2 separate regions of the Mus musculus genome follow, and region 1 is linked to region 2. A link is a loop called in an ENCODE intact Hi-C map of the cell type or tissue named here. Cell type or tissue: left cerebral cortex. All regions are shown on one strand. Region 1 overlaps Pde4d (phosphodiesterase 4D, cAMP specific). Region 2 overlaps Pde4d (phosphodiesterase 4D, cAMP specific).

The links. A loop is a pair of places that touch in the nucleus more often than their neighbours do. Peaks named below come from ENCODE experiments on the same cell type or tissue, not always from the same donor. Only the 100,000 strongest peaks of a DNase experiment are listed, where the experiment ranks them.
Region 1: it touches region 2 in a loop (2.0-fold over the local background); 8 of 42 quality-filtered maps call a loop at or near these places.

What each region holds. Positions count from the first base shown.
Region 1 is chr13:109,636,541-109,640,540 of GRCm38, forward strand. The region is part of intron 3 of Pde4d (phosphodiesterase 4D, cAMP specific); the gene reads left to right. Among named protein-coding and RNA genes, the nearest start is that of Gm32703, 200 kb to the left of the region's middle. In left cerebral cortex, no CTCF peak of the experiment used is centred here; a DNase peak (open chromatin) is centred at 1,956.
Region 2 is chr13:109,683,579-109,687,578 of GRCm38, forward strand. The region is part of intron 3 of Pde4d (phosphodiesterase 4D, cAMP specific); the gene reads left to right. Among named protein-coding and RNA genes, the nearest start is that of Mir1904, 220 kb to the right of the region's middle. In left cerebral cortex, a CTCF peak has its summit at 2,426; DNase peaks (open chromatin) are centred at 2,093, 2,362 and 3,515; H3K4me3 peaks cover 2,429 bases; H3K27ac peaks cover 1,960 bases.

The DNA of each region.
Region 1 (4,000 bases), 47 kb before region 2:
ATAAGATAAAACATTCATCTTCATGGCTTCTCAGTAAAGATTGTTGACAAAGACGGGTTGCATGGCAAGCCATGGGGTAGGTGCCTTGCACATAAAAGTCTATGGAAGGAACAATCAAGTATATAGCACAGAGGTGACTCTGCAGAGCTACACGGGTTGAAGCAGAAAAATGGCTCTGACTGCACTGCCCCCTGTACTGATTGGATCATAAGGTACTCTACTATACTGAAATTCTTGGAATGGCGAACTCAACTTTGAAATTGTTTTAGCAGGATTGCCAAGACCATGATTTGTAAAACACATTGCGAATATTTTACACCACACAGTGGTCCAGAGCGTTGTGCACTGCCTATGACGCAGGTGGTCTTGTGCTATGAACACATAAAGTAATACCTGCTTAAGCAAAAAGGTGTCAATATGTGAAGCACCGCTCCACTCTGAAAAGCAGGCTCTGATCTGTCTCTTTGAACTGTGGGGTTTCACAGCAGCAGGGGTAAGTGGGGCTCGTAGGAAAAGTGGTGTGCATGGTACTATACCTAAGAAATAGACAGGAATCGGTAACTGTGGAGTCAAAGTTGCCAACGTCCACCTTCAAACACTGGCTGGAACCCTTCTCTTAGGATGGGAGTGAGCGCTACCAGCATCTCTGGAGACCTGGAGACCTGGAACATTATTTTCTAAGTCCAAGGAGCAGCTACCGCATATCATGGCTTTGATCTGAGAGTTCTCAGGTGGTTTCCACTGTTTCTGGTGATCCCCCAGCTCATCTCATTGAATTCCTTGGAGTGACTCAAAAGATGCACACAGTTTACTGTCCAATCCTAGAGAGAGGGCAGGAGATTTGGAAACCAAGGACCAGGTGTCAGAATGTCAGAAGCCAGAATAATAGGAGCTAAGCAGAGTATTGTGGCACATGGCTTTTATCCTAGCACTTGGGAGACAGAAGTAGGAGAATTTGTAAGTTCAAGGTCAGCCTGGTCTGTAAAGCTTGTTCTAGGCCAGCTAGGGCTACCCAGAGAAACCTTGTCTCTAATAATAATAATAATAATAATAATAATAATAATAATAATAAACAATAATGATAATAGATCATGTATAGCAGGTACATTTATATACATTTATGATATAAGAATTGGAATACAGAATTAGAATATTGTAATATATTAAAATGCTGTACCAGGCAGTGTTCTACTATATTATAATGTTCTAGTGTGGTCTAGGACCCCTGGGGCAGCTGTCCCAGAGGTATTCATTATCTCATGCCTGTAGTCCTACCAAACAGCCACAGGCAACAAATCCCACAGCCCCTTTGTGCTATGAATGAAGCTCAACAGTACATACAAGCTTGCTCGAGGGTGAACTGTGACAGGCCACCCTACAGCCTGGACACCAAAGAACAGTCACCCTTCCACCTTCCACTACCCCAGGAGGAAGGAAATCTGTGTGAGTTCTATAGTCTCTTGAAATCAGAATCTTCCCCTGAGTAAATAGCACCTCCCACTTTCATGCAATATAGGAAGATAATTATTCTAAAATATAGTTCTGGTATAGTATTATTTATAGTATGTGATACATGATACAATAGACTATATAGTATAATACTATATATAAGATCTTCTGATATATATCATCCAATGATCATTCCATATTCTAATATATAGAGACCAATTAAAATATAAAATAGCTAAATTATATCTAAATTTTCTTATAGCCAAATTACAATGGCTTAAAGTAGTGTTAAACAAAGTCATCAAAATGAAAGAATAACTGTTTCCATGCCTGAGGTCTAAAGAAAGAAGCCAGAGCCTTGTGTGCATCCTGCTACTACACCAGATGCCCAGTCTCAAAGTATTTCTTATGCAGAATAGATAGAGGGATGAAGGAGCACAAGATCCTGACAGATACTGCAGATGGGCCATAAGGAACATGTAGGGGGGAGTGTCTCTCTCTCTCCACCCACAGTGGTCTGGCCACACAGGGCTACAGAGTGAGACAGACCTTGTTTCAAAAATAGAAATGGGGGCTGGGCAGGTGGCTGGGGATGAATGAAGGAACCAAAGAAAGGAGAGAGAGAAGTGAATGTAGGGAAGGAAGGAGTGAGGGAGGAGAGGGGAGGGAGGGGAGGGGAGGGGAGGGAGGGGAGGGAGGAGAGAGGGAAGGAGAAGGGGGGGACAGAGCACTGCAGTTTTATGTAGTCTCTTTCTGTTTCCTCCCTGAGGTTTTTATTCCGCCTCTTGGACTTCCAGCTGACTTTTTTCATCTAACCAGCACACTAGTCATATTGTAAAATTTAGTCGCAAAAAGAACCATTGCTTCTTGGCCAGCTGCTCAAAGAACAGGAGATTCAGTTAGGGAAGTCGGCATCATCCCCCAGCTGTATACCCATTCTTCTAGCACCATCCTGATCATTAAGCTAGTCTTTTTATTGTACCCCAAATTGTGAGTAATATTTACTAAACTGACCATGAAAACAACCAATCATTCATAGGCCACATGTATCCCTAATAAAAATGATAATATTTTCAGTCATTGGCATTATGCAGGGGCATAGCACAGACTAGGTAGTTCTGGCCCTTGAACCAAACCCCAAGCTGAAATGCCATCCCTGTTGATTTCTCAGCTGGGCCGTTCTCCTGGCCTCCAGAAACCCATGCCATGTCTATAAATGGAGAATGAAAACACCTACTTTATAAGGTCATTGTGCAGATTGAGCAAAAATATGTACTCCAAGACAGGCCTTCCTACCACCTCTTTTATAGCAATTTCTACACTCCACTTGTCACTTCATGAATTTTGAGATGTCCCTTCTCAAATATGTTTAGAGACTAGCTGCCATTATGGAGACCACTTCTGGTCCCAGAATCCTATAACACAGCTGACTTACAGACCGTGTCCTTCCAGGCACTTCGCACATGCTCACCAGTTTACTTTAGAAGTCAGAGGGAGTTGGCTGGCACTCACACCGTCACACTGGAGTTAAAATTTCCACATCATTACTTACAGACAGCTATTTGACAGTAGAAAAAAAAAATCACTTAACTCCGTGCGCCTCGGTTTCTTGTCTTTATACAGAGTGTAATGTTGACTAACTGTGCTGGCTGTGTAAAGTTCCCAGTGCATAAATAGAACTGAGGTAAATGTTAGCTATTATCAATTCTGGGACATAAGTTTTGCATAATAGTGACTTTCGCCTTCTTTGTTCCTTCTCTGTATTCCATTCCTTGGAAGGGTGTTTGGTATATATGCATTGTAATAATTTTCAGACCACTGTAAAGCATGGGGCACTCTGATTCTCTTTGTTGCATTTACGGTAGAGAAGGACTAGTAATGATGAGACTGGACTGCGCCCTTGGATCGATTAAGAACCCCTAAGCTGCATCCTGTAAAAGTCTCTGTCCCTTCTGTCAGCCCCATTCAACTCAATGCTAAAGCCATGTAACTCAATACTTTCAGTCAAACAGCCAAGGCAGTCACTTGGGACTCACATGGTTGTGTTGTGTAGTCTATTTATTTACCAGTAGCAAATGTTGAGTGGTTTTAATATGATTTATTTGATCTTACCTTTCTGAAGTTTTTAATAGTTGCTGATTATATTAACTTATAAATACTCCTAAAAGGTAATTGGCTCCCAGCAACTGTGACAGACCATTTCAGCACACCCTTATGCCTGGAAAAGGTTCACCTTATGATATTGTTATAGTAAGAAGTAAAATGGATGGGGTCTTTATAGAAAAGAAACATATTAAACAATAAAGAAAAAAATAGAATCTGAAAAGGAGGTTTTGCATGGGAATGTCAGGAAAGCCTTCATCAGGCAAGTGATCATTTATGTAACTATAAATCGAAACACCCATTCTGTATATCTATGAATGGATGTGCAGTTCTTGGTGTCTAATCTGTAACTCAGAATTAATTGCCCCTTGACAATGGAACGGTCTGGAAAGCAATCTCACCTGTGACTGTGTCCTTAGCCAGGTCAGACTGAGAGCTCGTGAGTGAA
Region 2 (4,000 bases):
CAGTATGAACTAACCAGTACCCCGGAGCTCTTGACTCTAGCTGCATATGTATCAAAAGATGGCCTAGTCGGCCATCACTGGAAAGAGAGGCCCATTGGACACACAAACTTTATATGCCCCAGTACAGGGGAACGCCAGGGCCAAAAAATGGGAATGGGTGGGTAGGGAAGTGGGCGGGAGGGTATGGGGGACTTTTGGGATAGCATTGGAAACGTAATTGAGGAAAATACGTAATAAATAAAAAAAAAAGAAAAGAAATATGTGTTTAGGGAACCTGCATGAAATATACTAATGTATGAGCAATATTCTAAAGACGGTCAGGTCTAAGAAGGCCTGACTGTCCCTGGGCAGTACAGGAAAAGTGGGAGGCTTATGGAGAGAAGCTGTCAGGAAGCAATTTGTTGACATTTACTTTATGAAGTCTGAGAATCCCCAGAGAAGACAAAATCGCCAGTGGCCACTGAGGTGCGAACAGCCTGTTATTGTCATCAGAGGCCCCAGTCTCCGCCGACTTCATTCCTTCTACATCAGTTTTCCAAGCTGTTTGGGTGGGTCACAGCCACAATCCAGCATCCTGTCTCCAAATGCTAAATAAATACCAAGTTCACGTCAGACTGGCGAAGCAATGCTTGGCTAATGTCATTGAAGATTCCGAATGCTTAGTTACGCTTGATAATTCACCTTCAACATAATTGAAGTCGGCACACCCAGAGGAACATATATCCTTTGTGTAAATGTTCAGACGGATAGGAGAGAAGGCGTGGAAATGTTACTTCTGTCAGGAGCAACTGGGACCAGCTTACAGAGAAGCTACCATAAAGAAGAGTATTTTTTTCTTACGTACTTAAAAATTCTAATTAAAATATAATTACATCACCCCTTCCCTTTCCTTTTTCCAATCTGTATGTCACCTCTTATTACCTCTCAAATTCTTTTTCTTAGATTTTTTTTTACATATTTATAAGTACAAACATATATAAATGCTACCTACTGCATTTGTTTAGTGTAATATGTATATTATATATATATATATAGTACGCACGTGCGTGCGCGCGCGCGCACACACACACACACACACACACACACACACATACACATACACATGACGTCACGGATAACCACTTGGTATTGTACCACTAATTACTTCAGATGCTACCCGTGGGGCAAGAACAGGTCTTGAAAATAGTAAAGATTAGGAATGACACAAAGTCCCTTTCTGAAGCACTGTTAAAAGCCAAGTGACCTAAGTCTCCATACACAAATCAATGACATTTATGTGTCATTAAAAAAAAAAATTAGGGTCCTAAAACAGCAAGAAGGCAGCTGTAGTGCATGTAGCCTCTTGCCCAACAAGTTACATTCGATTTCTTAGCTTAAATACCCCAGCTGCACCTCATTCAAGGAGGCCTGCTACCTTGATGCTTTGTGGAATTTCCAAGGGCCAATTCACATATCGGCACAAATAAAGCATGGCTTGGTTTTTTTTTTTTTTTTTTTGTTTGTTTTGTTTTTTTGTTTTCTTTTTTCTGTATAATGGAAATGACTTTCTGCTGAGTCTTCAAGTCCCCTTAGCTTCTCTGTTCACGTTGCCACGTGGTAGCAGGAGAAAAGTGATTTTGAGGTAGTTTCTTTGACTTTTGATAGAGAAGAAAAGTTCAATGGCTAGGGGTGTGTGCCTTAAAAAGGTGCTCAGGGAGGGGGTCCTTTCTGAATAACACAGACAGCTGCTTTTCCAGAGGAGGGCATGGCCTTGAAAATCTCCAGAGCTCTGCTGTCTGCGTGGCTGCTTTGCTGTCCTGCATTCTGCATTCAGAGTTCCGCCCCTTTGCTTTGTAAGTCAGCAATTGACCAGGCCGGGTTGGGCGCTTTTTTTTTTTTTTTTTTTTTTTTCCTCCCTTTCTCACTTCCCTGCGATGTTTTGAACTGCCTTCTCACAGACGTCATTCAGCCCTTGAGGAATAGTTTCTGCCTGGTGAGACTGGATGGTAATTCTCATTCACAAAGACTCGCAGCCGCGTTCTCAGGGGACACAGCGGATATTGGCTTGGCAGGTACCTCGGGCCACCCAGCCCACGGAGCTGTGCTCCTCCAGCGGACTCCTTTGCGCTGCAGAGAGCTTTGTCCCTGCGGTTGATCGCCCTGAAATGAAACTTCCTTGACAGCTCGCCCTCTGCGTGTCACCAGGCTGCCAGGCACTTTCCTTTTGCTCTACCTGAGTGAGTGCCCAGGGGAACAAACCTCTAAGTCCGTTGTTATGGAATTGCAGAAAAGAGATTGAGTGACCGGTTCGCTGGGCTGGCTTCCCTTGTGACCCAGATGAAGAAGAGATTCAAAATTCAGTTCCTCTGTGGGCAAGGCAGGCAGAGAAGGAACTCCCTTCGGAAGAGCCCGGGCTTGGGCATGAAAGAGGAAAGCCCGCCTGCTGCCGGCGACACTGAGAGCTGAGGCAGGAGGCAGCCTTCCCAGCCCGTGGCGAAACCTCCAAACCTTCTTTGTGGAGAGCCCGCTGATGAATATTGATCAGAAGACTTGAACATTTCCCTTTCCCTTTTTCATTTTGTGTCTCCCCTCTTCAAAATGAGCATTATAATGAAGCCAAGATCCAGGTCTACAAGTTCCCTGAGGACAACGGAGGCAGTTTGGTAAAGTGCTACTTTCTCCTTCTTCCCCTTTAAGACTGACATAGAACTCAAGTGCTTAGTAATTGCTGATGAGGTGTGATGTGAAAGCTTTCAGGGAAAACTTATTACTGGCAGCCCCCTTACATTCCTGATTTTCCTCCTTAACCTGTCTGTTCTATCCAGTGTGTGTGTGTGTGTGTGTGTGTGTGTGTGTGTGTGTGTGTGTGTAACTCCTTATGGGCCATAGTCATTTATCTAAGAGTCACTTTTAAGGGAGAGAAGAAAGCAGTGGGGTTTTGTTTTGTTTTTGTTTTTTGTTTTTAATGAAAGCTTGCTAGTTCTCACTGTCTGATTTGGTGGCCTATTTTCTCCCTCCTTTTTGAGAACTGGAAAGGTTGCCTTGGCTGCTGCCAAGGGTTAGGAGTTAATGATGCTAGAGATCTTTTATGACTTATAGAAAAAGCACCTGGAAGATAAAACCACGAGGCTAAACACGAGCATATCAAATTCTTTCTCAGCCAAGCACCTCCTCTTCACTTTGTTAGTAATATGTTGTAGGTAATATAAAAGTTTTACTTTAGTGAAATGTGAGTCCACTTCAACTGAATCTAATATACATTCTATTTTTCCCTAATCCTAATTTGATATGCTCATATACATCTGGTCGTTAGAGAAAACTTCCCAATAAAATTAGTTTGGGCTCTAGAATAGCTATTTATAGAATTCTCTATGGCTAATTCTGAGGGAAATCCTTTCCGTTAACAGTTGTAAGTGAACAAATCAGCTCACTTCTTGGATGTGGAAAAAAAAATCATGCTCGGGAAAGGGAAATAAAAGCAAAGACTGAGGTAGCATCAGGCAGGCAGTGAAACTCAGGATGTATTATGTAAGCAAACAAACTCACATGGAAATACATGAGTTATCTGCATAGGATGCCCAGCGCTGGCTGACTGCTGCTTTTCATACCAGCACTTCATAGTAGCCTGGAAATAAAAATGCAGCCCTCCATTGTATTTCTGTGAATTTTAAGAAATTCCAGAAAAAGAATCTCCTTCTTATGATGTTGACCATTCCTTTTTAAAGACTACATTAGATAGCTTTATGAGTTGATTGTGAAAGAAAACTTTGTATCTGCAGATATGTTTGTTTGCAAGGTCCTTTTTTTTCCCCCTATTCCCCAACAAAAAAATTACTGGGAACACATAAAATTCTTTTATAAATTTATGTAGCTAATGTAAACCTCTGACACGGCAGTCAGATTATACATGGGTTTCACACATTTATGATTTATATCACCAATAAGTGGAAAAAAAGATCTCAGTTAAATAAATAGCCTGAAGATTTATTTTTAACTCCAGGGCTCAAGTGACAATAATTTA